Linked DNA regions of Homo sapiens: region 1 is linked to region 2. Evidence: chromatin loops called from intact Hi-C (ENCODE). Cell type or tissue: gastrocnemius medialis. All regions are shown on one strand. Each heading gives the region's core, and the rest is flanking DNA. Links, peaks and the distances in the headings are about the cores only.

The links. Peaks named below come from ENCODE experiments on the same cell type or tissue, not always from the same donor. Only the 100,000 strongest peaks of a DNase experiment are listed, where the experiment ranks them.
Region 1: it touches region 2 in a loop (1.8-fold over the local background); 3 of 110 quality-filtered maps call a loop at or near these places.

Annotation. Positions count from the first base shown.
Region 1 is chr7:50,594,148-50,597,679 of GRCh38, forward strand. GRB10 (growth factor receptor bound protein 10) reads right to left here. Exons shown (of 19, transcript NM_001350814.2): 18 at 1,290-1,383. Among named protein-coding and RNA genes, the nearest start is that of DDC, 31 kb to the left of the region's middle. In gastrocnemius medialis, for the core only: a CTCF peak has its summit at 1,543; no DNase peak of the experiment used is centred there.
Region 2 is chr7:50,500,479-50,503,863 of GRCh38, forward strand. All of the region lies in intron 7 of DDC (dopa decarboxylase), which reads right to left. Among named protein-coding and RNA genes, the nearest start is that of DDC-AS1, 30 kb to the right of the region's middle. RefSeq lists enhancers at 1,403-1,904, 1,873-2,167, 1,905-2,404. In gastrocnemius medialis, for the core only: no CTCF peak of the experiment used is centred there; DNase peaks (open chromatin) are centred at 1,513, 1,973 and 2,685; H3K4me3 peaks cover 545 bases; H3K27ac peaks cover 2,500 bases.

The DNA of each region.
Region 1 (3,532 bases), core at 341-2,840, 93 kb after region 2:
ATAAGGTTGGCTGGAAGCTGGGAAGGCTGGGCTCAACCCCAGATTCTGTTCCTCACCCCAGTGCGGTGCAGGAAAAGCCACTGACAGCCATGAGCCTCATTTTCCTCACGAGTAAGGTGGGGATGTCAGCACACAGCAGGAAGCAAGCAGCCACAGAAAAGACAGTGCGTGGCACACTGCCTTCCCCTGGCTCACAAAAGCTAAGCAAGACACCCTCCTCATCCTGTATGGTCCATGGCTGCCAGTCACTACACGATTCTTGAGATCATAACAAAGTCCTGGGGGTCAGATAAGCCTGAAGAACTCCAGGTTCAACTGTGTAAAACAGGTGAGTTTAGTTAATTTAAGCCTTCTCAGAGCTTTTTCTTTGCTGACATGCAGATTGAATCTCTGAGAGGAAACTGTCCAGCCAGCCTCTTTTGGTAGAGTTTGGGTTCCACAGGATGCATTTCACAAACATTATCATTACCTGCAGAATTTATCAATTCAGCATGTAAACAGCTGCTATTAATTTTGTGTATTGTATTCTCAACTAAACTGAATTCTTGTAGGCGCTGATCTAGCACTCTAATCATGAACTAGAATTGAACTGTGGCATACTGAAGTGAGAGGTAAACATCAGGCGAATCAAACATAAAGTGCTTTGTCAAAAAAAGTAGTGTTGATTAATGTATTCTGTAATGAAGTTTTTGGAATTGTTCAAAGGGAGAATGGTCTTTAGATCCAAGGACCATGTGGAAGGAGAAACAAAATTACTCTTTGGGAGGCCACTTAACGCTTCTTGGATAGCCCTGGTGTACACCAGGACAAATTACAAGACTCCTCAGACTCCAGCAGCCAACAGGCAATCCTGCTGCACAACTCCTGCCTTCCAGACCCACGTGCTCACAGCTGCTGCGACCTCAGCTAATTCTCCTCCACCTCCCCTTCCTGTGACCTTGATCCTTCCCATCAGTACCCTTTCAGCTGTGGGCCCTCAGCTAATTCTCCTCCACCTCCCCTTCCTGCGACCTTGATCCTCCCCATCAGTACCCTTTCTGCTGCAACCAAGAGCTCACAGGCTCAAGGGGGGCCTCAACACCCTATCACCACTTTCAGGATTATTTCCAGGGAAATGTTTTTCTAATTTCAAAAGACAAACCTGTAAAGAAATTCTTGAAAGTTTCTTAACTGCAGCCTTGAAACTGTCTGATACTTACCGGTCTTGTCGGTTTATAACTTGAAAATTGCATTAAGAATGAAACCAGAAAACAAACCACAAGGACTGGTCTGAGAACATCAATACTTACAGGTAAGATCTGGAAATTTTTAATTTTCTGGTGATGACACAGTGTGAGTACAAATGCCTTTGGATTACTCTGGCTGTCACGGAGGAGAAAAAGCCTGGGGAAGGGAAAATAGTTGATTGCTAAAATATTTTAAAATCTGGAACTAATCACACACACACACTCTCTTACACACACACACACACACACACACACACACACACAGGCTTGGAGCCACAATGCTTCAGTGCAGTGCTTTGGCATTTAAGTGGCCTCTAGGGGCAACAGCACACCAGGCAAGCACCAAGACGGTAATTCTGAATTGTCATTCTCCATTGGAAAAAAGCTGGGCTCCTTGGGGATATGCCTGACTACAGGGTTAGGGCAGGGAAACTATAGGATGAAAAGGATTATTTTGTGCCTGCATATCAAGAAGTGCTCAAAGAATAATGAGGACATGTCAAAAAGACACAGGAGGCAGGATGACTAAATCTGGGCATCAAAATGAATTTTAAAAGTAATGAATCATAACCCATGAAATCGGAATCCGTGTCTGTAGTATTATTTAAAAATAAATAAGCAAATAAATTAATACGGGAGAAGATGAAAATCTTTCTTGGAGGAGAATGTCAGCCAATAAATAAAGGCAAGATGTATTCAAAAACTACCCTTTGGCAATTACTGTAGTAACTAACAATTAACGAAGGAGGGGGGATCTTCAACAAATGCTGAAACCAGCAGATGAAAGGTGGATGAGAAAAAAGAGTATTTTCATGGCATCAAAGTATTGTACTGTTAATACTTATTTACTACAAAGGGGAAAATAATAGCTTTACAGTGGAGAAATCCGGCCGACAGCATCTTCTTCATCAAGTGTCTAAATTACCACCACTAGCAATGAGACAAATTGACCTTGAGGGCTTCCGGAGACGATGTACTGAAGATGACACAACATCACTTTTCGGGGGTGCTCCCGCCAAAAATGCATAGCCTGAATCTCACCATGAGTGAGGAGCCTAGGCTGAGCCCAGGCACACTCTACAAGAATTGGCTTCTACTCGAAACGCAGGTCAAGATTATGAATACATGCTGGGAGAGAAGATTTAGGATGAAGATGTTCTTTTGCTATAAAGGAGGCAATTAGGAAGAAGGGTATAGATTAGACAATGAACTGCGTCGTCAATGTTAACTTCCTGGTTTTTATAAGGTACTGTGGTTATAGAAGTTCTTGTTCTTAGAAATTTTACACTGTAATAATTCAGACTAAAGGGACATCATGCCACAACTTACTCCTAAACGGTTCAGAAGAAAAAACAGTAACTAAGAACAAAGGCAAATGTGCCATAATCTTAATAAGGGTATCTGGGCGAAGTGTGTATAGTTCATCCTATTACTATTACAACCTTTCTACAACCTTAAAATTTTTTTTTAATCCTAAATTAGAATAGCACAAAAAAGGCATAAAATCATTGCTCTTACATGAGAAAATCTGGAGTTAGCTGAAAAGATAGTTATACATCAGAAAGCGAAGAAAGATCCAATGAAAGCTACAAAGAAGAAATGGCCTGAAAAGGAACTCACTTTAAATGTATCCAAAACCAAACTACAATCATCAGCAAAATCACCAGGTCTAGATTGTAATGTGAAGATGGAAAGCAGTTAAATAAGACTGGAAAATCCCATGCTGAAAAGGTAAAAGAAATATATTTTACTACAGGACTTCTCAGAGCCTTAAATATGTGAATATTCATGGTAACTGCCTAGCAGTTTTCCAATCTTACCTATGTAGAAACCTCCCCCACCCTTTCTAAAATAGCACTTTGCAGGCCTTGTGTGCTTCAGGATATACTTTGGGAAACACCGATCAGAATGGGATTCCATGGTTTGGCTTGGTCAGGCCAGATGGGACGGCGTGAGGAAGCTCAGACCCCACTGGGGAACACGCGGCACCGCCAGAGAGAAGACAAGGAGATCCAGTTCTTCTCCCAAGCGCTGGTGCATGCTGGGCAGCTGTGCCCACCTCAAAGACTTGTCAGAGTCATGTCATTCCAAATAAAACATCGTTACTCTGACACCCAGAAGTTTGCCGAGCTTCAGCTCTAACTAGAGGAAAATGTGGGGCGTCCCTTTCTCTGCCGTTAACTATCTGCTGTCTCCTTCTGCAGATGGGAAGCTACAGACGAGTGAATGGCAGCATGGCCCAGGCCTGTTTACCCGAGAGGGACGTGTACCCCTGAGAGGGGCAGGCTCACCCTGGGAAGTCCCAA
Region 2 (3,385 bases), core at 886-3,385:
AACCTTACCGCTGATCTGAGCTACAGGCATGGACATCCCATGATTACTGAGTGACTCCTCAGGGAGAAACTCTGCAAATCCTAAGGCCTTGTGCTCTTCCTGGCTCACTGCTGCATCCATCTGGGGTTATGCAAGCACCAGGTGAGACTGATTCTGGGGGAAGTGATGAGCCCCTAAGCCTCGGTTCAGGTCCACACTGCTCTGTGACCTTTGGCCTCCCATGCCCTGGGGTGGATATCCGTGTCCGCAGGACACACTTGACCTTAATCCAACTGAGGGCTTTCATCCTGATGATTAAACTGAGTCAAAGCTTTGAAACGCCTTATGTCTTTTATCAGCTTTGTGGAGGACTGTGTTCTCTCTAAGCTTGCAGTTGGCCTACAACTCCTGCAGAAGGGAACTTACAGACCCCTAAAGGAAGTGGACTCTGAAGGGCTTCTCTGGTTTCCATGGGGATGCATGGAGCTGTGGGCATGCCTCTGCATTCTGCATTCTGCATCTCATATGTGATCCACTAACAGCACACACTGCATAGCACGGCCCATCTAGGAACCAGGCAGACACAGAGACCCTCGGCCAGAGCTTGAGAAGTTGCATGCACCAGGGGCACACCTAGCCCTGAGGCAAGGCTGCCTCAGTGGGGAGGGATGGGACAGGCTCACACCCCTCCAGCTTCCTGCTGTCAGTGACTCTTTCCTTCTGAGACTTCCCAGGAACTTGCGGCAGGCCTGGCTGCCCCTCCAGCTGCACGTCCTCTCTCAGTTATGCTGGCACCTCAGGATGCAGCTTTGGCTGCCTGCCCTGTGCTATTCCCTTCCTCACACCTTGAGATGGCCTCCCCAACTCAGCCCATACCCTCGTCCTCAGTTTCCCCACTTCCCCATCGGCAACCTAACTGACTTCAACTATCCACTTTTTGTATTCCATCTTCTCAGTAAAACCTGCCAGACAACTGATCCATCCAAGCAGACCAATCTGAATACCCTCACTGGCAAATCATTTCAAATGCAATAAAAAGAAAATGTCTTTCCTAAGGCAGCAATTGGAAGAAAACCATCTTCTGATTTGTTTTCTTTGTCAAATGATGGTGGGTGAATAACTTATCTGAATTATGTTAGATTATTCTAATCATATATAGAATAAGGTCAGCTCAGGATCTCAGAACAGTCCCGCTTGGAGTTGGAGAATGCTAAATATCTGGTGATAGGAAAATGGTAGCAGGAGAGGGAAAGTAGGTAAAAGGGTGCTGACTTAATTGTTAAGGTACCACCAACAGTTAGTAATATAACACCATCAATAAAAATGGAAATGTTGGCCGGACACAGTGGGTTACGCCTGTAATTCCATCACACTGGGAGGCTGAGGCGGGCATATCATCTGAGGTCAGGAGTCTGAGACCAGCCTGGCCAATATGGTGAAACCCCATCTCTAATAAAAATACAAAAATTAGCCAGGCATGATGGCATGTGCCTGTGATCCCAGCTACTCAGAAAGCTGAGGCAGGAGAATCACTTGAACCCAGGAGGCAGATGTTGCAGTGAGCTGAGATTGTGCCACTCCAGCCTGGGCCACAGAGCAAGACTCCATCTCAAAAATAAAGAAAAAAAAAGGAATTGTCAAAACTGACCTCCCCTATGCATTCTGCCAATGGATGAAAGGGTTTTGGCATTCACCCATGTCAGCTCCTTCTGCACAACCCCAAAAGCAACCTCAGTGTTTCAAACCAAACAAATCATAAATCAAGCTCTGTGCACAGCCTCCAGCCTCTACAAAGAAGAGGGGGCCCCAGATAGCAGGAAGGCCTGAGCTGGATCCATCCAGGGGACTGTGACTGGCAGGTGACACACGCTGGCTGTCATCTCCATGGTCCAGCGGGCAGCCCACACTTGGCCCAGGGGACAGCAGGCCATGTGGGCTCTATCCAGCAGAAGACCTCGGCCCTTTAAATCCGATAGCCCTAGGGAATTACATCAGCCAGCTACTGGCCAGGACATTCAGTTCTTAGCCTGACATCTGAGTCAGAGGACTCCAAGTTGCTTGGCTGAGCTGATGAAGGTTTGCAGCTGATGAGGCCAATGCTGTGGCTGCAGTCCTGAGTCAGCCAGTTCTATCCCTTCTCCCCAGCCCGGGGCTGTGCACGACCACTTCCCGCCAGTTGTTCTTACAGCTGTGTGCCACAGAGCATAAACGGTGGAGCATAAACCCTGTGAGAGCGGGTAAGTCTATGCCACCCACCTCCCAGTAGTTCCCAGCACTGCATTCCTTGCTGTGCAGCAATGCACTCTACCTTTGGGATGGTGCATTTTCCCTGCATTAATTTATCCTCTGAATAATCGTGTGGGGAAATCTTGTTATTTTATGAGCACAAGTGGGGTTTTTCTCTTCACTTTACAGACAGCATAAATGAAGCTCAGAATGTAAGATTCAGGGGTGGATCCTGGGCTGCACCCTAGCTTCCTTGTCACCAATTTCATGTCTAGCTCACACAAAGGCACCTGCACCTTCAGCACCGGCCTTCCCCAGCTGCTGACCCCAAGAAGGGAGGCCAACGCCCAGGAGAGGAGGGTCCACTCCTCTGAGTATGGACTATGGGTGACTCTTGGGTTAGGAGAGGTGAGAACTGTGCTTGGCTTGTGCAGACTAAGGAGGAAGCCAATTCCCTGGTAGCTGTTGTGGGATCTGGCACAGGCCACAGGTATGTGATCTGAAGGCCCCACTTGGGCAGCTCCACTCACAGCCGAGCGGTCAGAACATTCCCATCCTAGAGGGACAGAGAAAGGGGGAGCCCCCTGAGCCAGTGTCCCTGCCCTACGAGGGTTCTTCTGTCCACAGAAGCAGCTTCAAGACCTGCTGAGTTCCCAGAGCTACATGTCAAAGGTGAAACTCTAGAAACAGAGCTGCTCATTCACATTCACCTTTTGAAAACACAGCATCCTAGTCTCAATGAGAAAACCTAGGATCTCTGAATGAGGAAGGGAGGAGGTGAGAGTGACCAGGAAAACATCTGAAGCACAGATTATTCCTTGGCGAAATCCAGTTTCATTGTGTTGATTTGCTAAACTACCTTCAGCAATTTTCTTAACTGCATTCAGTAATTCCAAAAAAAGGTGAAAAAGGGATATACCAAAGAATTAAATTCAAGTGTGGACAATTCTCATATCAGGTGTATGCACGACCCACATATGAAGGTGGTTACTCTAAGATTTTGAAGAGTTTATTCTCCTCAACAGGGCCAACATAACCTGCAATTTTACATAACTTCTATATTGCTCGGATTTTTTTTCTTACAAATAGTGTGTTGGTAGAACTAAGCTCAGTTCTTTTCCAATTAGCCCAAATTCTGAGTTTGTGGAGTTCAAGCTAATGAGGTTTGTGTTATTGCAAA